3 separate regions of the Mus musculus genome follow, and regions 2 and 3 are each linked to region 1. Evidence: chromatin loops called from intact Hi-C (ENCODE). Cell type or tissue: left cerebral cortex. All regions are shown on one strand.

Evidence for each region. A loop is a pair of places that touch in the nucleus more often than their neighbours do. Peaks named below come from ENCODE experiments on the same cell type or tissue, not always from the same donor. Only the 100,000 strongest peaks of a DNase experiment are listed, where the experiment ranks them.
Region 2: it touches region 1 in a loop (3-fold over the local background); 3 of 42 quality-filtered maps call a loop at or near these places.
Region 3: it touches region 1 in a loop (4-fold over the local background); 12 of 42 quality-filtered maps call a loop at or near these places.

The regions. Positions count from the first base shown.
Region 1 is chr7:136,056,052-136,064,051 of GRCm38, reverse strand. All of the region lies in intron 1 of Gm51502 (predicted gene, 51502), which reads right to left. Among named protein-coding and RNA genes, the nearest start is that of Gm51502, 12 kb to the right of the region's middle. In left cerebral cortex, a CTCF peak has its summit at 3,314; a DNase peak (open chromatin) is centred at 3,321; H3K4me3 peaks cover 640 bases; H3K27ac peaks cover 566 bases.
Region 2 is chr7:135,849,334-135,857,333 of GRCm38, reverse strand. 6330420H09Rik (RIKEN cDNA 6330420H09 gene) reads right to left here and starts at 3,215. Exons shown (of 2, transcript NR_166518.1): 1 at 3,144-3,215; 2 at 1,358-2,430. In left cerebral cortex, a CTCF peak has its summit at 3,714; a DNase peak (open chromatin) is centred at 3,559.
Region 3 is chr7:137,314,921-137,322,920 of GRCm38, reverse strand. It overlaps a transcript of Ebf3 not described here. Among named protein-coding and RNA genes, the nearest start is that of Ebf3, 4.5 kb to the right of the region's middle. In left cerebral cortex, CTCF peaks have their summits at 1,257 (motif pointing right) and 3,873; DNase peaks (open chromatin) are centred at 3,808, 6,578, 7,630, 7,853 and 1 more place.

The DNA.
Region 1 (8,000 bases):
ATGTTTTTATTTTGCTCACAGCCACACTATTTTAAGATAGTCAAGTGTTGCTGAAAGTCCAGCTGTCTCTGTCTTCCGGTCATTTTCTCTTCTTATGACAGACCTTGAACTTCATGGAGGGGAGGAATGCTGAGAAAAGAGTCAGGGGTTGGAGGATGGACTCATTGGCTAGAGTAAAGATGCTATGCAAACCCACCTTTCTTCTGTAGGTTGTTCTCTTTAGCAAACCTTATCGACAACGATGTGACTACTGATAACAAAAACAGGAGGACACACTGTGATGCTCAAAAGGCCACCAGAAGACACCCAAAGCAACCTCAGAGCCAGGCTGTGGCTCCTGAATGGGAACAGAGTGTTCTCCTACCTGTGCCTGTCATCTGCAACCTGCCAGGTTGGGTTTGCCTGCCCAACTTTAGCTTCTTATCCTGGATGATGCTTATTTATTGAGCTCCTCTATATTTCTGGGTACCACTTATGGAAGCATGCCGCAGGGGTTACGCTTAATAAATGGCAAGTAATCTAGGAGACACAAGAAATCCACAAAATACAATACCATGATTATTATTATTTTGTTTGTTTGTTTGTTTGTTTTGTTTTGTTTTGTTTTGGCTTGGTTTTGGTTTGGTTTGGTTTGGCTTTCCCCTTTTGTTCCTTCCAAGATCCAATATAAGAAAAATGTGTTCCTTTTTAAAGCCTTATGTCTTAGTTAACAGAAGTATAAACATTTAAAAAATGCCTTTCCCCCTTGTCTCAATTTAGCACATAAAATAAAGACAAGATGCCAATAATATCAAGGCATTTTGCCAGCCCTGCTGAATATCTGAGTATGGTGCCTATCCCAGACACTCTTCCAAGATACCATCACCAGTCTGCTATAGCTCTCAACCTCCTGGCTAAAAGATCAAGCAAGCATTCTGTCAGCAAGGTGAAAAATGCAGCAGAAGTGAAGCCTGGGGACATTTAGGCTGCATAAGGACTATTAGAGGAGGAGATAGAGTCAGCCCTACAGTGGGAATCAAGAGTAGACTGACTCCTCAATGGTGTTATCCAGGACTCTGCTCAGGTCGTCCCTGCCTGACACCAGCCTTTTCCCTCCTAGGATGCAGATGTGGGGGGGTGGAGGCACAAGGAACACTGGCTTACAAAGGTATTTGGTTTCTCTCTTAGCAGTTTGCATGATTTGAAAAATATGTCATGCAAACCAAAGTGCAGACTCCTTAATTGCCACTGAGTACGAAGGGTCTGCTGGGGACGCAGATGGAAGGTTCAGTGGCTCCACGGTCAGGGCAGAATTTGAGACCTGCTCTCGTTTTCATCAACTCTTTGTGCCAAATAATACTCTACTCTGAGAGAAAAACATTAATCACACACACACAAACACACACACACACACACACACACACACAAACACACACACACACACACACACACACACACACGAGGGGAGGAGAAGGAGGAGATATGTTTTGCCTTTCCCCAGGAATAGGGAATTAATTTCTTGTAGTCATATACAAACATTCTGGGGCTCCAGACACTTGTCTTTGAAGAGTCCGCCTCTGTATTTTGATAACTAGCCACTTCTGGCAGATTCCCACTCATTCCAAACTAGCAAGCACAAAGAAATGCAGTCTTTCTCTATAAAGGTTTGTTTCATCTTTTCTTGTCTGACTTCTTTGTGTTGTGCTTTCGGGTTTTTTGGCTTTTTTTTTTTTTTCTTCAGTTTATGTTGTCTTTTCTCCACCTGTGTCTGAACACAACTTCTGTCTCCTGAAGTCATACAGCTTGTTTACCTAGAAGCTAGGTGAATCTTTGGAAGGCAGCACGCCCACAATGTTACAGAGAGTGGTACCCTAGCCCTTCTGAGGGGCAACAGCAGCCTGATAGTTTGTTTCTGTGTCAGAACAATAGTGACAAGACAGCAGAAAGCGATGCTGAGCTTCTGAGCTCCGGGCATGATCCCGGGCAGAGGCATCTGCAAAGGGTCTGAGCAGGACTTTAGGGACACACACTCTTTATTCTGATGGTTCAGGAGTTAGAGACTTACAAAATTCTCTGTAGACACCTGACCCAGCACAAGGCTCTTGGAGCTGGACACAGTTTCCTGCATAGATTCTATATTCAATCTATTTGTTTTCCAATGGCTAAGCTAAATAGGAGAACCTAAAAGACAGACCCACTCTTCTCAATGTGGAATAATTTTACTGGAAAATAATTCTCCCCACTTGGAATTGAACTTTGAGCAGAGAGATGGCCCTTGACCCCTTTGCATAAATTTCAGGTTCGAACCCCAAGCCCAGACACACTCAGCCGAAAAATCACCCAAACAAAAGCAGTCTTTAGACATCCAGAGTAGCACGCTAGCCCAACTTAGTGGTTCATGTAAAAGCAGGAGCCTCATCTTCCAGTCATCTTACTGTAGCAATCTGAAATTTTCTGACAGAGCCAATGTTTTTGTCTAGTCACTATGTTACAGGCCCTGCTTTTCTCGTACTTCACTCCATAATTTAAAAAGAGAAAAAAAAGGTATAATAATAATTCCAAAAATTAAAATTATTTTTCCTTGAACATATTAAGACAAGCACCTAGCTTCTGATTGCACAACCGTATTTCCTTCCTCTTTATAATATATAGTACTGAAATTCCAAAGGTCTCTGGTACATTTCAGCTGTCGCCTCACGTCAAAACTATAGAGTTCAGCTATAAAAGAATATAATAAATTTAACCTGACCTAACTGGGGATTTTTTTTAAAAGCAGTCTTTTTTTTTTTTTTTTTTCTTATTCTGGTTGTTGTTAATTGTGTATCTTTGAGCTAAGGTCCCTATGCCCACCTACTGATTGTATTTTGTTTGTTTTGTTTTGTTTTGTTTTTTGTTGTTTGGTATTGCCAGTGTACAATTGTGAAATTACCAAGGCTTAAATGAGAGCACTCACAGGGACTTTGAAGTGAAGTGGAGCCTTGGTAGAAAACACAATGCTAAGGGAAACTTGAAACCGGCTTCTGAAAGGCAACTCCATGGCCAGAGAACCCAGATCTGTCCAGGGCCTCTGTCTTAGAGGCCGGCCCCAGGGAATCTTCTCCAAGTGGTCTTCAAGCTGCCCCTTGGCCTCCAGGCCCTTGGGCTCCAGCCACTGGCCGTTTTGCGCTCCTGCGTGGGTGGGTGTGCGTTTCGCACAGGGAAGCAAACTAGCGCACTCGGGTTCAAATGTAATCAATGTTTTTGTTTTGCAGCTTTGTAAAATGAGTCTTTGTTAGCCGAGCTCATGTTGTTTCTCCGACACCCAAAGAAATCCCTGGCATCAGAGTGCCCCCAAAAGGCAGCCGGGGAAATGAGCCGGGGCGCTCTGACCTTTAGCGAGACAGCTAAGGTTATGCACATAACATTTGCTTGTTTACTCTGCAAAATAAGCAACGAGTTGGAAACTCCGAGCCTCTGCCCGCGCGTCCACGCACTTAAAAACACAACAACACGAACCAGGCTGCCGGGCTTCCCAGCTCGGCTGTACAGCGGCTGTTATCTGCTTTGCTCGCTTCTAGCCCGATGCAACTTTAATAACAGGAGCCAAGACTGCTCAGAAAATCACAGCTGTAGCTGGAGGCCAAAAAAAAAAAAAAAAAAAAAAGAAAGAAAAAGAAAAAGAAAAAAGAAAAAAAAGAAAGAAAAAAAAAGAAAATAAAAAAAGAAAAGAAAGAAGAAAATCCACGAGAACGAGGCGCACCCCCCACCCAGATTCACCTAAGAGCAGGATGGCACTGGGTTGGAGGGGGCAAGGGCCACTCGATCAATAGCCGTAAAGGGCTGGTGGCCACTGGTCGTTTTGATGGATATGACTGTAAAAAAAAAAAAAATATTAAAAAAAAAAAGTCCAGATCGGTTCACAGTGGACCTCAAACCATGTCAGCTAAAACCAAAGAGACAAAAAGTGACAGCTGCGGAGAGTGCACTGCAGGCAGTCAACAGCGCCTGTGATTTATCGTTCCATCTGCCTTGCCGCTGTGAGGACAAGTTCCCCCTGATTTGGTTAAAATGAAAAGGACCTCAGAGAACGCAACGTGGGTTTTGAAAATGTGCAGAAACTTTTTTTTTTTAATTTCCTGATTTATGTCCCTTTTCCCTTTTTAGAAAGTCTGCCTGCCCAGGAGCTCAGCAGGAGTCGGGGGTATGGGGGTGTTGCACTTCCACCCTCCATTCCAGTGATGTTGGGGTGCAGGACATAATGTCCCAATCCTGGCCTCGATGGCACAGTGTGGAGACTGTAAGGACTATGGCTTGAAAGCCTCCAGGAGCTCTGAGAGGCTCTTAGACCCCAGATGCACCCAGTCCCAAAGGGACAGCAGGGCCACCAAAAGGAAATCCAGGGTTCTGAGTCTGGCTACACACTTTCTCCTCAGCTCTCCCAACCTGTGAATCCTTGGAAGGTCCTCCTTCTGCTGTCGGATTCTAATAAAAGTTTTATGCGGGTCAGCACATTTTCAACCAATTTCCCATGACAAGGCCTGTTGGTTTCGGTGGTGCGTGGATACTGGTGAGCTCTCCTGTCTCAGGGGCCCTGACCCCGGGCATGCACTTCCTGGCTGGGGGGTTTTAGGCCTCTCTTAGGTCCGACCTGGTGTCAAAAACTGGCCTGTCTTCTGTCTCAGGATGTTGGCTTTACCTCTCAAGTGTTTCCTGAATTTTTGAAAATTCTTTCTCTGGCTGCTTGTCCATTGTGGCTTAATGCTCAAAAAAATATTTACTTTTTTCTTTTAGTTTTGAGATAAAGAGGAGGGAGAGAGGAAGGGGGTGGTGAGAAGGAGGCAGGGGAGAGAGCGAGAGAGCAAGGCTTGGCAGCTACTGGATAGGAGAGCCTGCCTCCAGGGGCCAGTCTCACTCTTGGGCATGTTTCTGTCAGGCAAGGGTCAACATGTTTTACCTCTTTTTTCATTATTCAAAATAAGTACTGATGTTATGTTTTAGCTATTTAAAAGCCAGCTGCCTCGTTCATTTCAGAGACTTCTCCTGGTATGAGTGGATGTGGTAATAGCTGGTCTGTGTATCGTCTTTCACAAAATCTTGCCTTTCAGAGCCTCGGTCTTCAAATGATATCAATCAAAATTTATGCAATTCAGAATCCATATGTATAGGGTCCCAGTTCACCTCATTTAATGATAACTGTAAACCACATGTTGTGTACATGTCTAAAACACTTTTCTCCTTCTTGGCTGTGGTAACCCTAGGGGCGCTCGGCTGCGTGCAGCTTGCCCAACTGCACAGCATCAGACATTGATTAATACTTGGCAACAACGGAAATCTTGAATAATAAAATGGTGAATGAGGTAAATGCAAACTAATAAAACAAGGTGAGTGTCAATAATATTTGAAGATGTATGTTAATGTAAACAATCTAGCAAGACCTGAGAGGCTGGGAAAGGCAGCTAATACAGATGCTGCTCAGAATCGGCCCTTATTAAACTGCCTTAAAGTTGATCTGCACTCGAAAGCCGTGTGGTGACGTGTGGAAAATAAATGATTTGTACTGGCTGGGTTAAGGGGTGGAAGGGGACTTCGGCCCCTCACCCCTACCTGGCCAGCTCCAGAGGGGGCCTGTTGCTTCTGCCCTTGTGCTTGGAGCAGAGAGGGAGGAGGAGGGGGAGACTCCTAAAATGAGTCAGTTATTATCATGCCTAGGTGAGAGAAAAAAAATTAAAGTAGGATTTTAGAGACTTCATTTATATTAGCTTTGAGACCTGGTCATAGAAGGCTTGGAGTGATTTTTATTGTTGTTTTTGGTGTTGGTGGGTTGGATTTTTGTTTTGTTTTGCTTTTTCTTTTCTTTTCTTTCTTTCTTTCTTTTTTTTTTTTTTTTTGAGAAATACTTGGATAAGTGGTTCGGTGGGGCTCAGTTTATTGTGTTTGTCAGTTCCTTCAGATAAGCATCTCAGATTCATGAGAAGCCCGTTTCCACCCACACAGAGATGAACTCCTTAAATGAAGAAATCCTTTATCCGATCTATTTTTATCAAAAAAAAAAAAAAGCAAACTTGGTCACTGTTGGTAGTTGCGAAATGTGTTCGCCTCTGACAGGGCGCATTATTTACTTCAGGTTTAATATACGTTACAAATAAGATTTGCTTTCCTGGAAAGGCAGTAAACATTTGGCAAGGGGAGAGCCAAGCATTTTCCTTAATTTGTTTTGGCAAATCTGAAAAATGGAGGTCGTTACACACATTTCTGCATTCCAAAAGCAGAACAAGAAACACATATTTTAAGAAGATTGCAGTTATAATTAAACATAGCACAATGTGGTAAGGACCCAGAAGACACAGAGCTGTGCTGCATACCACCCTCAGGACTAGGACCGGGGGTAAAGGAACTGAAAATTCGAGATGCAGAATCTCCAAGCAATTCTTTTGGAAATCCTTTTCTTAAAAATCCAAGGGGACATCGGTTATCCAACGTGGAATGCAATGGGTCCCTTTTCCCTTGGAAGGGGGCATCCACCTGTGTGGATATTCGATTTTTTTTTTGGTCATGTGTTATTCAGGGTTTATATGGACATTGATGCTGAAAAATTAAGTACACGTTTGTTTTGATTAACTGTGATCAGTTCTTAAAACCACAAAGTGAAAACCTCAGCTCTCACCGGCCACATCTGTGTCTTCCTTCCCTGCCCGCCAAATGAGCCACGCCGAGGCAGGAAAGCTGTTGACAAATTAATACTTTAAGAAAATAAACTATGGTCTTGTTCAACACAGGGCAACTTTATCCTGATTAATTTGTGTTGGAGGCGCTCCAGCCCCCGTTTACAAAGCCCCGCAGTTTGTACAAATGTAATTTCCTAATATTTACAGGAGGAAAAGCCTCAGCGGTTAAGCTTCGCCTCCAGTGTGAGTTTTGTGGTTTGTAAAAAGACAATAAAAATACAGAGAGGTAATTGTAAGCACATTTGAAAAAGAAATGGAAAAAAAAAAAGAAGAAGGATTTTTTTCCCCTCCCTCTTCTCCTGCTTGCATAGCCCTATAAAAACAGGCTGTGTGTGCAGGGAACTGGTAGGAATGGACAGCCAGTGTACACGGAGCAAAGTCTTAAGTAACGGAACACCTAATACTTAATAACGTATCCGTGCAACTGAATATCGCTAACAAGCCCACAGAACACCCACGGTTGTTCTTAGCGTGACTCTTCCACATGCTGACACAATCCATCTCTGTTGGTCTGCACTGTCTTGTCGTTTTATGCTTTTATTTATATTGAATGTTAGGCACTTGTCTGATTTAATAAATGTAAGAGAAAAAGAAAAATGCAGTTGTAATGTGTTGCTTTGTTCTGAGAATATTAAAAAAATAACCTTTCGTTTTAATGAGATTTTTTTTTCCTTCATCAGTTTACACAATTTTCCAGATGTAAAATGAGCTTTTGGCTGTAAAATATTTTATCACATTGTCTTACACAATAAAGATTAGATGTTTTCTCTCTCTCTCAACTGCACCGCAATTATTTTTTAGTGTTTGCAAATCATAATATCATTTAAAAACCATATTTTACACCTCATCTAAAATACTTTTATAGCTGTATGATGAAAAAAATAACATCTATTTAACTAGTCTTTTTAAGTGGCTGTTATGTGCTTTAGTGCAATTTCTCAGGAAAAGGCACAGCTACGTAAACTTAGCTTTCCTTGAAAACAATTCTCCCAAGCAAGGTCTTTGCAAAACCCCCCCAGAATTTAATTCCCCAGACAGGGAAGCCCAGAGTGCCAGAGTGTAAAAATAGTAGCCCTGTCATTTCACATTCATTAAGTGTGAAACTTGGAAATTAATAATGTAAAAATATGCTTTTTAATTAGTCTTACATTCTGCCCAATGTACTTAAATGGGATCAGCGGTTCCCTAATGATTTTTTTCTTAATAAAGTATTAGCCTGTGATGCGCTGAGGTTGACAGGTATGATAAACTGGAAAGTACTTTTGGAGGCGTATGAATGATACCAAAATAGTACTCGCCCATTTAAATGTAATTAAC
Region 2 (8,000 bases), 210 kb after region 1:
GCCTCACTCTGTGAAGAACTGAAGTCTAAGAACAACCTATGAGGACTCAGTAGCCCCCTCAGCACCCAGATGAGAGCCTGGCCCTGCCAACATCTTGGGTTTGGCTTTGTGAATTCCTAAGGAAGTATAGAAAAGTGCACAGAGCTTCCAAATCCAGCTGGAAACCATAAGTGCATACTGTTTTAAAGTACAGAACTTGAGGCAACTTACTATACAGTAAAAGAAAGTTAATAGGTGTCTACTATCATGTAAGTCCCATATTCATAGAGAAAGGAGCCATTCCCTCCATAAGAGCATCAAGCCAGAGCCAAGGGCAGCTGGAATGGCCCAAAATAACATGGAAAAATCACACCGGCAAACAACAGCCCAGTGAGAAACGCAGGCACTGTCTGCTTTTCTACAGCCCACAAACTAAGAATGCTTACAACATTTGCAAATGGTGGAGACAATTAAAAGAAGAATAATATTTCATGACACATGAAATTTCATATATGAAATTCAAATTTCAGTGTCCATAAATAAAGTTTGGTAGGAACACAGGCACGTTCATTTATCAAATGTTGCTGATGGAAGCCTTCTCTTGCCAACATATGAATTGAGTAGTTGGAGCTGAGACAGCAGCAATAGTGGAGCCCGAGAACCCAAGGGACTTGCTCTTTTTTTCTTTTTTTTTTTTTTTTCTTTTTCTTTTGAAAGACAGGATCTCATGTAGCCCAAACTGTCTTCCTGGAGCTTACTCTACAGCTCACAGTGGACTGGAAATCCTGATCTTCTTGCCGCCCGCTGTCTGTGTCCCTAAGCCTGGCTTTTGTCGGTGTCTTTACAGAAAAGGTTGTGACCCTGAAACCCTGAGTTCTGACATTTAAAGAACCTTCCCAAGTATCACTGAGACCTAAAGACAGCACTAGCTCCTTACGCACACAGGACAAGAGTGGCTGTCCGGTGGACAAAGATATGGATATCACTGTCAATGGAGTCAGAGGACTTCTAGTATTTTTCTACACCACGTATTGTTCAGACAGGTAATTAATTTGCACATGTACACACATATACACTTCTGGTTTTAAGATTTATTTTAATTTCTCTTGTGTGTGTGTGTGTGTGTGTGTGTGCCTGTGGATATGTACTTGTTCCATGTGTATGTAGGTACGGGGGGGGGGGTGCAGAAGGGATTGTCAGATTTCAGAGTTCTGGGAAATGAACCTAGGTCCTTTTCAAAAGCAACAAATGTTCTTAACTGCTGAGCCATCTCCCCAGCCCCGGCACCTACCCTTTAGTACTAAAGAAAACAAAAGGTATTTGGTGGCTTCCAAAATTTAAATTATATTTAGATTAGGAATGATATTAGAAACAGCAACAGGATCTGATATTTTTATTCTGTGGATCATACCACCATGTAGAACTGTATTCTTTTGTCGCCTATGCATTCATTATGGAGGGAACTGTTTCAGTTTTTGTTTTTGTTTTGAGACAGGGCCTCAAATAACCCAGGCTGGTACTGAGCTTCCTAAGTACCTTGAACTCCTGCTTCACCTCCCAAGTGCTGAGATCTCAAGCGTGTGCCATACTGGGCATTTTGGAACTTCAGCATCAGATAAGGACAACCCCAAAGTCACTTTGTATGGAAAAAATAATAATTATTATTTGTTGGGAGCAGGAAACCAAGAAGGAGGGAGCTCAGCAGAGCTCCAGATATCCAAGAATCCACCAAAGAAACATCTGAGGAGGAAAGAGTACTTTAAAACAAAGAAAAATCCCTTTCTCACTGGACTCAGGGAAGTCCAAGACTCATTTCTTAAAACCTTTACATCTTATCATTCGACTGTTACCCTGGGATTGCCAAATGAAATGCCCAGGGATCAGACCCAGGCAGACAGTGAGGTCAGAAGTTATTCTCTTCTGTGAAGAGTACAAAAGACATTTTGTAAAAGCCAGGCCCAAAGAAGGAAAAGAAAGAAGTCATGCAGAGAGGCAACACATACAGAGACGTGCTTCATGCAAAATTTCAAATGGCTTGGTGACAGCTCTGAGAACCTGTCTGGGGATAATTTTATGGAAAAGCAGTCACAATGATATCAATTAGGAGAGCAAGAAGGATGCCTGCTCTGTCATTTCGGTGGGAGAATGGCTGTTGATTTTCCTTGGCATGCTCCTCACAGGCACTTTGAAGACCTTTCAGCTGAGAAGGGAAATCCACACAGTGACAGGTCCCCCACATGTTTCTCCCAGCGGTTACAACTCCATCTTTCATCCTTTGCTAAGTGGGGCGCTCAGAACATGTGTCAGTGCCGGCTGTGTCTCCTTTGAGGCCCCTTGGGTATCCTCGGGGTATCACTGAGCACAGCCCAGCATCCCCTTTCTTTGGCTTCCGGTTCCTCATCCATACAGTGGGAAGCCTTGCCTTCTCCGTGGAGCTTGGCCAAAAGAAAGCTGAAAAAACAAAACAAAACATACAAAAACCCGGAAAACAAAAAACAAGCAAACAAACAAAAAAACAAAAAACAAAAACACCCAAAGTCTAAAGCACCAATCAGGAAGATTCCGTTAGTCTCTGAGTTACAACTGAAAGGCCAGGTGGGTCAGAAAGTACATCTGTGCGAGAGAGCGAGTCCACAGTCACACAAGGTCACTCAAAATACATTTGCTACCTGGAAGGTAGGGAGTGACTGCGGTCCCCATACAAGCAGACCAAGTGCCTTTTCTAGCTACCAATATCCAAGGAAAACGTGAACAACCTAGAATCAACTGCCGTCTCAAACCAGAGGGGGGCGGGGGGAATGCCCACAACTCAATTAAACTATATCGGCACAATCCCCAAGATAAAACCAGATAGAAAAAAATTAGGGGTGGAGGGACAAATGTAGAATGCCGCATCTGTTTCTCAGGCCCCTCGGTACTAGAAGATCTGGCTGTGGTCTTCACTTTGTGCAGCAGAAGAGGGCAAACCTGCCTGCAAGTTGAAGCTCCCACGGGCAAGAGCAAGTGTCTTCACCGGTAAGTGCTGTTGTGGGCTGGTGGGGGCTAATACGCTATGAATAGAGATGTTTTAAATGTATTAAACATTGCCCCCCTCCTTTTTTTCCCCAAGATTACACTGACAGAGCCTTCCTTAAACATTATTTGAATAAAGCCTCATTACTCACAGTCCAAAGAAGTTCATTAGGAAGAGATGGCTTTGGAAAGGAATCAAGAAGCTTGCCTTTCTTCTCAGCAGTGAATTACATTAGCTACTTCCCAGTTATTTAAACCTTGAAATAAAAGATGTAAACGCCGCAGTGACATCTTAAGATCATTGCGGAGGCCGGTCTTGCATGCACAAAAATGCCCAGCTGGTCTACAGATAAAACAGATTGATAATTAGTTGCAAAATGTAACATTTCATCAAGAATATTTTGAATAATCCAATTTATCTTTGTCAGATATGCAGCACATATTTTTCTGGGGAGCAGCTTTGTTCTTTAACATAATATTATAATTTCAGGCTGCTAATGAAGGCGCCCGCCGGCCGGCCGGGCCTTGATGTGTGGCGTGGCGGGGAGCGCGCCGCGGCCCGGGGACCGGTGCGCCTGAGCTCGCCGCGCCCCGCTGCCGCCACCTGCCCGCCACAGTGTGGGCTGCGAGCTGCGGGCCTCGGGCCGCGGGCGATCAAAGGGCCGGCGGGCAGCGGGGAGGGCGCCCCTGGCGGGCAGAGCGGGCGGCGGCGGGCGGGGGGCTCCACCGACTTGGCTTCTAATTAACCGATGGAAAGGCGCCCTGGCAGCCCGGGTGGTGATCACAGAGGCAGGCATAGTTTGGTGCAAGCTAGCAGGACCCGGGGCTGTCCCTGCTGGGGTCTACTTGAAGAGGGAGGGGCAAGGACAGTTTGCTGATCATAGGACTCTCGGATGCAACTTGCTTCAAAAATACAGCCATCATGAATTCCCAATGCCTGTGACACCTAGGGTCCACATGCTGGTCCAGCCTTTGAGGTGTGGGGCATGGTTCCTGCTTGAAACCCCACATGAGAGAGAGTAACCATGCTCCCTTGTGGAGGCCCAGGCCTGTGCAAGAGGGAGTCTCCCCTTAACTGTGAAAGACCCCCTTGCTATTCTAAAGACCTTGGTTGTAGTGTCCAGAAATGAACTCAGACAGGCCTTTCTCCAGGGATCTTATTTCCCACAATTCCACCCGCGTGGCCAGAGGCCAGGTCTATACTGACTCAATTTGAAAGCCCCATTCCAAAAGATGCTGAAACTGGCAAGGCAGAGCAAACCTTCCTCTTAAGAATGTCCTTACCTATATTTGCTCAAATGGATCCCAGGTACAAACTCTGTGTGCAAAACCTTTATATCTCTTAGAAGTTATCATTTTAACTGCATGTGCAAGCCTGTTGCAGTTGGGCAATATTTTGTATTTTCTGTCTTAACACCAAAAATGAAGTCTCATAGCTCAGAAATTGGTTAATAACCTGTTCTGATACCCAAACTCCCCTGAGCAGTGTGTAATGGGCATTCATTAATGTGGCTCGTCTCTGTCCCCTGTGGTCTTCAGCCAGCCCAGAGGAGACCTGGCCCATGACCTTGGTGTCTTCATGGAGGCTAGAACGGGTGGCAGTGACTAAACCCACGATGTCTCAGGCAGCTCTTAGTTCAGCCAGAAAACCCAGCATGAGCTGAGAAATTCTTCAGATGGAAGCTTGAGTCTGGAAAGGGAGGAGACCTTCACTGTGGTCATAAGTTTTGCTTGTAGGAAAATGTCAAAGACTCAGCCACTAAGGACCTGCAGAATGGGGGAGAGACCTTTAAGGCTGGTCTCCCTTTTCTTTTCTTTTCTTTTGTTGCTTTTGTGTCACAGCAGGGGATTTAAAAGGCTTCTCTGTGGGTGTCCCATCCCGTGTGGAGGAATGTGTCATTCCAGGCTTGTGTGAGAACCAGGTACAGCTCAGAATGTACACAGCTGCCAGGCCCATTGGGATCAGGGAAGAGGGACCACAGAGACCAAGGCTACACATATCCTACAGATTAGAACCCAGCTCGATAAAATCTGTGTGAGTCTCTGCAAGCAAGTAAGCACTTGCCCTTCTCTTTCCCTAGTCTTTGAATGCACTCTGGCATCTCTGTGACCACAGGACCTGATACCCAGGAGAGCCTGATGCTTGTTGCAGGGTGAGTTTGAATAGCCTTATGGGTACTGGGTAAAAATGAGCTTTCATTCTTGAACACACACACACACACATGTTTAGGAAGAAGTTTTGTGTCAGTATGACCCTCCTTTTTAGTAAATGTCTACTATGCCCCTAAATAAAAGGTCTCTTCTATAGATGCCTCCTTGGGACCCCAGTGACTCCCTGTCTCCTGCATCTTACCTTCTTCTTGGGTCCCCCCAAAAAATGAAGTTAGGGTTAGATAAACGAAGCCATGTGCTGTGGTCAGGATATGGTTTGTCCCTGCCAAAATTCACATGGAGGCTTAATTCCCCAGTGTGAGAGCATGAGGCAATGGAGTCTTTAAAACTCATTTGGGTTCATGAATTGAGGAGCCTTCCCTCATGATGGATTAATGATCCTCTCCAGAGATAGGGTTAGTTCTCTCAAGACTGAATAGGAATGGATTGTCATAAAGAGTTTGGCTTCCTCTACTGGCCCTCTTTTTTACTCTCTCTCTCTCTCTCTCTCTCTCTCTCTCTCTGATATACAGATACACATACACACATGCACACACACTCACATACATACTCACACACATATACATACATACACACTCACACATACACACATGCTTACCTACTCACACATACTCTCACATACTCACACATACACACACACATTCACACAGACCTGCACACATATTCCTGCACACTCACACACATCTGCATACACACACACACATACACACACACACACACCATCACCACCACCATCACCACCACCACCACCACCACCACTACCACCACCACCACCACTACCTTTAAACCTCGCTTTCACACAGATGCTGGGATAAGAACCCAAACCTGTACATTAAGCACTTTACTCACAGAGCCATCTCCCCAGCACTGATATTTTTTTAATGTGAGCTAAAATGAAAATATTACTTTTGGAGATCCCAAGAAAGTTTTAGTACAGATCTTGAAAGGTCTAATATGAGAATACTAAATTCTTCCTTAAGGTTAGTAATTGTGTCTGTTTCCCTTTCTAGGCACAAATTTCCTCCAAGACGATGGGATGGCTTGATATACTTCTGTCAGGAGTACCCACAAACCTTTACTGTATAAAAAAATAGTCTCAGGATACCTCCTGCCTAATGTGAGGATGCCTCAAATGCGGCCACTGATGGGCATTCCTCAAACATAAAAAGACGAGCTGGCAGGTGCCTCCAGAGTCCCTGCCTCTGAGTCATCCCCCCCCCCCTTCTCTTAGGATCACACTCCCTTCATGGCAAAGACTGAGAACACTTAAATATGTTGGCGTTGTTTATAAAATTGTCACTCAGTTGGCCAATAACATAGGAGAGGCTGGTGAAGGTCGAAGTTCCTTGAAAAGCTTTGAGAATGTTCAGCACTAGACTCGGTATGAGTGATGATTATGCAGGAAGACTCAAGAAATGCTTTGCATTGCCCTGTTACACAGGCCCCACCCTCCTCTGCACCTGGCCACGGGGCTTCCTGATCCAGAGCGTGGAGCGCGCTCCCCTTCTCGCCCTTCTGGTGAAATCCCATAGAGTTCTCAAGCTCCAGATCAGACTTCTGCACCCCTGGGGTGGCTTCTTCCTCTGCACCCCAAAGCAAGTTACACCAGGGGCTCCCCCTGAGCACAAGCAAACATCAGCTAGGTATCATCTAGGAGGCTGATGTGTGTCCCTCCGTCTCATGAATGAGATGGCTGTGTTTTGTGGAGATGAGGAAATACATCTGTTACGGTGGCCTCCCCGGCACCTGCCAACATCATACACAGGCAGTCCCCAAATTTGCTGGATGGGAAAATACAGAGCGTAAGTGGGGAGAGGAAAGGAGAGAAGAAGGGAATTTGTTTCTGTCTGCCCATCCATCTGTCCGTCTGTCTCTGTACGAGTATGCACATGTACATGCTGGTGTGCACAGAGGCCAGAAGAAGACATTAGATTCCCTGGAGCTGGAGTTCTAGGAAGTTGTGAGCTACCCCATGTGAGTGCAGAAAACTAAACGCTGGTCTTCTACAAGACCGATAAGAGAGCCCTTAACCACTGAGCCCTCTCTCTAGCCCTGGTTCTGTTTGGGTTTTTCAAGACAGGGTTTCTCTGTGTAGCCCTGGCTATCCTGGAATTCACTCTGTAGACCATGCTGGCCTTGAACTCAGAAATCTGCCTGCCTCTGCCTCCCAAGTGCTGGGATTAAAGGCATATACCACCACTGCTCCGCCCTGGTTCTATTTAATTTTTGCAAGTTCATGACTGTGAAGGGCTTTATATTAATTTTTAAGTCTTTAATCTTATTAGAGGCAATTTTTCATAAAATTTATTTATTTATTTATTTGAGTGTGTGGGTGTTTTGCTTACTTGTATGTCTGAGCACCACATGTATGCAGCACCCATGGGTGCCAGAAGAGGATGTCAGAGCCTTTGGGACTGTAGTTACAGGTGGCTATATACTGTCATGAGGGTGCTGGGCAGGGACAAGTATCATTGACCACTGAGCCATCTTCTCTAGTCCCCAAAATTTACTTATAAGATGAAGACATTTTAGATTTCTCTATCCCTTATCCCCAATTACCCAACATTTAAAGCCTAAATCCAAATGTCTAAGCTTGAAACTCTAAGAATGCAGGCCAATAACCCTTCTAGGGACAAGGTAGGAGCTTGGGCAATCTGGGCATAGATAGAACAGTGGGTGTTGTAGGTCGTCTCCAAGTTCAGAAAGGGAGGAGAAGAGGAGAGAGGACAGCATCTCAGTAGGAAGGTTCCTGGGAGAAGGACTAGATCAATATGAGCACTGACACCCCAGGCAGGGACCAGTTACAGGGGCAGAGACAAGCAAGGACTAGCTGGCCA
Region 3 (8,000 bases), 1.3 Mb before region 1:
CCCTGCTCGGCACCCCCCGCCCGCCGCGTCGCCGCCACCGCCCGCGGTGGAAGGCAGCGCGGCGCGTGCGCACTGGCGCGCTCGCGGCCCGGCCCGTGGGCTCTCCCCGGAGGGCCGGAGGTGGGAACGTGGGGAGGCGCGGAGCAGCACACCTCCAGCCCGCCGCAGGCGACGCTGGCACCTCGCGGCCCCGGCGCCCGCCACGCCCGTCGGAGTAGAGGCTCGGCGGCTCAGGTAAGCGCTCTGCTCCGCGCGATCCCGTCGGGGGCTCCCGCCCCAGTGCGGTCCCGAAGCGGCCGCAGAGCCCGCAAAGTTGAACTTCGCGCGTCGCGGGCGGCGGGACCTGGGCGCCAGGGAGGGCCGCAGGGTGCAGGGGTGGGCTGTGCTGTGTGGCGGGGCGAGGGACACAGGATGCGGAGCCAGATCCTCGGTGCGCGAGGGTCTGGCCTCGCAGGGAACTTTTGTGGGGCCGGGGAGCGCGGTGGCAGCGGGCGAAGACTGAGGGAGGCTTGGCGGCTCGGGTGGCGTGACCATTCGGCTTTCTCTGGTAGGATCCCGGGAAGGCGAGCGAGGATCCCCATGGAGGGAAGAACAAGGTTTCGGGGCTTTAGTTGAAGTACCCGGATTTTTCGATCCCTATTCCACCCCCAGCCTCAGCAAAAGTGAGACCCTTGAGGAGAAGGCGGGGAAGAGGAGGGGGCGTGTCGGTGCCTGGATGAGAGCGCGGGAAGCAATTAAAACTCCTGCTTTCGGATTAACAACCCCAAATTGATCGATGTGTCAGGAATACCATTGATTTATGAAAGGTGCTTATTTCTCGGGTATGGAGAATTTTATGTTCTCCAGGTGAAACCGAGTTCACCCAGCTCCAGCGCAGATTGATGTTTTAATAAAAATAAATAAAGGGGAAAAGCTCGCCTGGTCTTTGGGGACATCAAGTCTCAAATCGCGGAGTTAGACTAACAAATCAAATTGTGTTATCCTTACATTTCGTGTCTTTTATTAATCTCGCCCCTAAAAATCGCAGGCAGGAGAGCGCCTTCATTTGGAAAGTTTTAATCTACTGTCTAAAACTTGGCATCACTCGCAAGCAATGTTTGATAAGCAAAAAGGCACGGGAGCGTCGGGTAATTGTGATAAGTGGCAGGCCTCGCGATGCAGGCGCGGGCGAGCGCGGGCCCCGCCGGCGGCAGGAGGTGGAGTGGGCTCTGAGGCGAGGGCGTCGGCGGCCTGAGCCGCGCAGCGCCCGTAGATGGCGCCCTGGCCCCACGCTAGACTCGCCAGTCGCCGCTCCACCGGGCGGCGCGCGGGCGGGGCAGTGGCGGGGGTGGGCGACACAAGCTCCACACTCGCAGTTCACTTGAACCGTAGAAGCAGCTTGGCCAAGCAGGAAAACCCAAATGACCCTTATTATTTTCCCTCTAGTTTAAGGACTGGCCAGTAGTTGTAGAGCTAGGGATCCTCAGGTCCAGGGGTCCCTGGGCAAAGTGTCATTTCCCAGGGACTCCTCCACCCATTACCCTCCGAGTGAGTCCCCATTTGGGGTGGCGCTGGCACAGGTAGCCTCCTCTTTCTGCAAAGGCAAGAGCCTGCTGACAGTGGCGTAAAGAGACCCTGTTGGCCGAGGGTCTTCGGATCGGTGGCAAGAACACCAACTTCAAAAGCGCTTAGACCGCTGGGGAGGGCGAGCCGGACGCCCAAAGGCTGCCCCCACCAGTGCTGTGGAGTTCCCTGCCCGGGCCTGTGCTGGCCCCGCCGCTGCGGCTGCCGCTGCTCTACTCTTTGCAATGTAAATTTCAGCGGGACAAATTGCTTATTAATAGTCTAGAAGAGAAGTCGGTTTCTTTCTTTCTTCTTTTCTTTATCTGTTTTTATTTCTGCATGGCCCCTAGCTATGCCCTGGGCAGCCTCGCCGCCCAGCAGTTTTCTCTTTATTTCAATATCCTAAAGAAAATGCAAATTACATCAGTGTGGCCTTTTTAAAAAGTTAAATTAGCAACAGCTTTAAGTGACTCCATTAGTATGGAAAACATACACACGTTTAATGTGGGAATAGCTTTCTTTTAGGAGGACTCATTCTAGTCCGTAAAATTTAGCAGACCCTCGGAGTTGATAAAGAATGTAGTCGCTGCAGAGCGTGTCGCCACAGGCATACCCGGTCTCACGGCCCACATCTGGCTTCCCTGGAGGAGCAATCCTGTTGCTGCCCGCCACCCAATACTCCTCCGTAGAAGCCCCCTGACCGTGAGCTAAAGGGTTTGTTCTTGCCAGGTGGAAGAGTTGACCATATCTGCCCAGGGGCAGTGAGCTTTCTTTTTCCTCTCAGCTTAGGCATCATCGCAGTTCCAGCATCTGAGTAGGTCTGGTTAACTCAAACCCCACTTCACCCATCTGCGCACAGGGATGGCAGTGTAGCGTCTGGGTTAACATGCATGGGGCAAGGAGTGAGAAAAGTAAGGGGAAGAGAGCATGCCCTCAATGGCTGTCAAAGGCCACCCTTCTGGGTCCACCCTCATCCCGTTCCCAACTCCTTTAACTGGCGTTTCAATACGGAATTCTACTGGCAAACTTTCGAGGGCTAGAACATGGCACCCATCAGCGTCCAGGAAAGAGTTAAGATTTATGGCTTGCTGGAGGAGTCTTGTTAAGATGTAATCTGCATTTTTAAACTACTGCGTAATAAAAAGTGAGAAGTTTTGAGACACCTTTCTTGATTATACCTTTGGCGATACTTTAGGTTTTACATTTAATTTGCATTTTGTTCTTAGAGAGTATTGAAGTCTTGAGTGGAGGATTGAATTTTATTAGGACATCTGGACTGACAATATCAAATCAGACACCAGTGTCCCAAAGCATGCTAAAATTTCAGAGTTAATTAGAACGCAGTGTGTTTAATTAAAGCCAATTATAATATCTGAAATTATCTGATCGATCCGTGTTTGTACTGTTTGGTTCTGTTTAAGTGTTGATTGGCGCACTTTGTGCGCTGTTCGATCCAAAAACTTCTCTAGGGAAAGTTTGCTTTGTAAATTGGCGCGGGCAGGCAGTGTGGACTCCGTGTCCCAGGCGCTGGTTCTGGGGCATCCAACAGGACCGCCTTTAGAGCACCGCTGAACGCAGCTAGGGAAATCCCAGCTTGTTGCTAAACCGCTGCTCCTTTTCGGGTCTGAGAGACCCCGCCACACACCAGCTGTCTTTCAGAGCTCCGTTGCTCCTCCAAAGTGCCCCCCCCCTCGGAGAGGCGACCTTTAAGGTTGTAAGGTGGGATGGGAGAAACCCAAGCTTCCGCGTGTTTGAGTTGGGATTCCCGGTGTGTCTGAAGAGTCCTCAGGACTCACTCCGAACTGTAGGGTCAGCCAAAGTGACCGAAGGAGATAGGGAAAAGTAAGGGCAGAGAGACAATAATTAACTGTTTGCCTTCTAATTTTGCACGCTGTTGGAACCCAGGCACACAACAGGCTCTTTTGGGCTCCATTTGAAGTCTTGGGGCTTCCCAGAGATACAGTTGAGCGAGTTCCTGGTCGTGTCTGCTGCTTCCGCGGGATCACTTGGCTGGCACCTTTCTCTCCAGCTAGGGAGTTTGCGTGGAGCTCGCAGCGCGGGCTAGGTGTCCCGTATTCTGTTCCGGGTGGCTCCAGAAAGCAGGCGCACGTGGGCAGCAATTAGGACTAGACGGCGGCGAGTGGTGCTTTCTACATGCCCTTGAGGTTATCAGTTCAGCAAGGCCTAGGTGCGTTGGCTGTCCAAGAGTCAGGAACCAGATGCTGGGATCCAGTAGGAGCGGAAGGGGCCACCAGTCCTGAGGCGGGTGAGCGCTCTAGCTCTCCTTTCTGCTGCGGCGCACTCCGCTCTCCCCACCCCAGGAGGCGCTGTTTGTCAAACTTGGTCGCCTCCGCAGGAGGCGCCTACACGTTTTTCACTCAGAAAATTCTTCTGTACCCGGGGTCGGGATTCAGGAACCTTAACTGTGCAAAATAAATATTGTGGGAGGAGGCGGCACAGAAAACCAGAACCTACGACCCTTGAGTTTTCACGTTTTTCTCTTGAACCCCACCGAGCTTCCTGCCCTTTAAGGCAGGGGAGAGGTGCGGGTTGTTGCGTCGCATGTGTCAGGTACTAGGTGCTCAGTTATTTATCTTCAAGGGCACAGGGATGCCCAACTTGGCCTTGGCTCCTGTTGCCAAAGGTCCATTTGGCTTACATTTTCTCTTGGAGAGAGGTGAAAGCATATTCTCTGGTCCCAGAAAGGAACCGAACCTGGGCCAGCTTCCTTTGCTGCTCAGGTAAACAGGTTGCAATTGCCCATGTGCGGAGCCCTTACATTTCTTCCGCTTACTGACTGAAGTGACCCTATGCCATCAGGTAGAACCCTGGCCTCGGCCAGGGACTGAATCGGTCAGGCAATTCCACCCATTCATAGTGCGAGAAATCTTAGTGCTCCTCTCCCAGCTTTTCGGGCCTCCAACCCCAAGGCATAGAACCAGCCCTGCTCTCCCTTTCGAAGTTCCTTGCAAACCCCTGCCTGCGATGATCCTGGAGGTTGGAGAAAGGCTCAAGGCCCAGCGACCCCGGGGCACCGAAGAGAGGAGGGCCGGCAGCTTCTGAAACTAAGCTCTGGAGGTGTGGACACAAAATCGCGGGACTTTGCCTCATTGCTCCTCACCCCTTCAAAATACCGAAGGCTCCAGTGACGTAACTAGGTAACCTGGGCCTGGAGCCCTGTGCCCCTAGAAGGCGCAGCTCTCACCGGAGCCTGTGTACCTCTGATACTCCCACGGCTGCTTCCAGGAATTTCTGGCTAGGGCTTCTCAACGCAGGAAATGAAGTTTATTACTTTTGGAAGGATGGTTGCGGCGTTGGCTGTCGAGCAAGAAAGAACACATATAGGGTACCCCGGACATCGGATAGGTGCTGCCTCTGTGGCACCTGGTGCCCTGTATCCCTAGTACCCTGCGATACAATTTAGTGAAAAATTCAAGGGGGTAGATCAGAAGCCAGAACCAGGTCACCCCTCCCCCCCTTCCAGGCCCTGCTCCACACCGAGTTGGGGGCAGGGAATGGAGGAGGGTGGGGAAGTGTCTTCCTGGCGCATACTGATCCGGGAGTGGGCAGGGAGGAGAACCTAATGGCGTGCTGCTGCGGCCAGGACACATAGTGCCCTGTGAGTCTGGAGGCAGGTCCTGGGAGCTTGGACCGTCCTCCAGATTTTAGGTGATGCCCACAAACAGAGGCTGAAGAGTTGACTCTCATGAGGGACCCAGAGTCGGGCTCCAGGAGCGGTGAGCGCTGTCTCTTTAAGGTCACTGCCTGCTCCGGCACGACATAGGGAGGACAGCTGGGCACTGGCCATCTGACTGACTCCGGCTTGACATCTGGGAGCCCACTGGTGTGTGGCACGCGAAGCGCTTGATGCTGCTATTTAAATGCAAATGTGAGGGGGCTCATTGAAGCCTCTCCCCGTAAATCCGCACAAAAGGAATACTTCCCACCCTCCAAGGAGGCGGCGGCGGCGGTAGCTCTAGGGCCACCCGTGCAAATCGCGTTGGGCGCGGGGCCCGGAGTGATCGCCGCCGCAGTCGCGGACCGCAGGGCCCACCGTAAAGGTCGAGTCCTTCCCAACCAGGTCCCTGGACGCCCATCTGACCTTTAGGAGAGGTCTGGGAGAATGGTTAGGTCACTGACCAGAGCGCGTCCGCGCAACTTCCAAAGTACCAGCCAGCTCTTGCGTACTCCCCTTTTGGATTCTGGCTGCCTGATTGTCCAAGGAACTGAGAGGGGTGGAGCAGGCTCCTGAGGGAGGTGCTCCCAGACTCTTGGAAGGCTCTAGGGATTTTGATCCGCAGCCCCTCCCCCACCCTCTGGCCTAGGTGCTCTGTCCCTCGCTGCCTATCAAATCGAAAATCTGAGGGTGGCATGGGGTGGGGGCTGCCCACCCAGGCTCCTCTGCAGCAGGCTAGGGTGGAGACCCTTCCTGGACGGCTAGACCTTGTGCTCACAGCTCAGAGCCAGCCGTAGAGTGACAAAAAAGATAAAGTTGGTGAATGATAAAGACCGTATTTTCCACGCTTTGGGTGCGCGACCAGATGATGTAGAAAATGAGCTGAAATGGATTCAGCCCCCGAGCCTGTTGTGAGACAGCTGATTCCCCCATTTCGGGCCAGATGGCTGCCGAACACAGATTTGCATTCATTTTCGCTTAATATCGTCCAAAATAGCGGGGCAGCTGCATTTGTTGTCAAAAAGGTTTAAAACCCCCTTTCTTTCTGGGGCAGGATCGTTACCTTATGTGATGGGCTTATGGAACTTTTTCTCCCCCTCTTTAGTCAACAGTATCAGATTTAGAAGGATTTGCTTTTAAACCTTCTAATTTGGTAATCAGATTTAAATCGCCTTGGCGCGTGTAATCTGAATTAAAGATACTGTAAATGATTTTAAGCATGACACTTGCCTTAGCGCAAGGACGGGCACCTCCAGCCCAGGCTGGACATTTTAGGAAGTGTGCTACAAAGCGAGCATTGTACCCCTTTCCCAACTTCATCTCTGCCTAAAAAGGCATTTAGCATATTCTGTCATTGACGCTGGCCCTGTCGCTCACCCAGTGTGAGCTCCCAAGCTTTGGAACACACAGAGACAAAGCATCTCTCAACCTCACCCTCCACCCATGGCCAACTTTATTCTGTGTTGTCTTTCCAGGAGCAAAGTGTTACCTCTTGCATGGGGGGTCTGATGTAAGTGGAAAATGCTGGGCTTATTAGGAATACAGAAATTTTCTTTTAATTTATCGTGAGGAGTTTCCATACACTTTGATTTAAGGTTATTAACATTCTATAGACAGTGGCATTTTTAATATGTGGCGATCGCTTCTAAAGACTAATCTCATTACCCTCAAATAGTCATAAAATATGATTTTATTATACTTACGTATTTAATTAGACGGCCGGCCCCGTAATGGATTTTGAGATGGGACTGGCGCAACAGCTTTGATAATTCACTTATCTTTGGCAATAGTCATTAACCCCCAACACCAGCAAAATAGATTGCTTTCCAGCACATCTTTTCTCTCACCCCTTCCAAGTAGCGTGTGGGGGGTCCCCAGATAACGTAAATCGGACTTCGATTTTCCCGATTAATTAAAATATTAACGCACACACACCACCAATTCACAAAAAAAGGAAGAGCTACCCCAGGCCCGGCGGGAAGAGGCTGCCCTGCGACACTTGCGCCCAGAAACCTTTTCTTTTTCTTCTTCTTTTAAAACCAGAAGGGCCTTATTTCTCGTGGCAGGAAAGAGCCTGGGACATCTCCAGGTCGTCCCTTGGGCCTCTGTCGCGCGTCGCACAGATCTCCTTTGGGTGGGCCGAGCGCCTGGGAACCGAATCCGGGCCTCCCGAGCTGGGCCTCCGAGCCCACGCGCTGCCGGCTCCCAGCTGCCCTCCCGGTTCCTCGAAACCAGGTCGGGAAGCCGCAGGGCGCGCGCTCACCCAGGCTGGGAGGCGCAGAGGGCAGGGTCCCTGGCGCCCGCAGTGTCTGCTCTGCTTTTCAGGCGGTTGGAGGTGGGGAGATCTGGCCACCGCACGGACCATGTAACAGGCTGGACACCAGCTCCGGGTCGCCGGAGAGGCTGAGCGCTCTTTCCGTCGGCCCAGAGAGGGCCCAGCCTTCTTTGTCACTGCCGCACCCAAGAACAGGCCAGGGACCCGAAACTCCTGTGGCCACCGGAGGGAGAGGGGGCATCTGGAGGAACCTGTCTCCGACGTGGACCCCGGCCCTGTATTCAGCAGGCTTTGCCGGGGTAGAAAGCATGGGACACCCAGCGGGGCTCAGATGTGGGCACACTGGCCCTTCAGCAGCCTTAGGTCTGCCTAGAAATCAGACTGAGCTGCGCCTCTTGCCCTGGTGGCGGCAGGGAGTGTGGATCCCTAGAAGGGGCATTAGGTACCCTCTTCTCCCAGCCCCTTGTTGTCCCTCCCTCTCCTGGAATCTCCTCCCGCGCGCCTTTC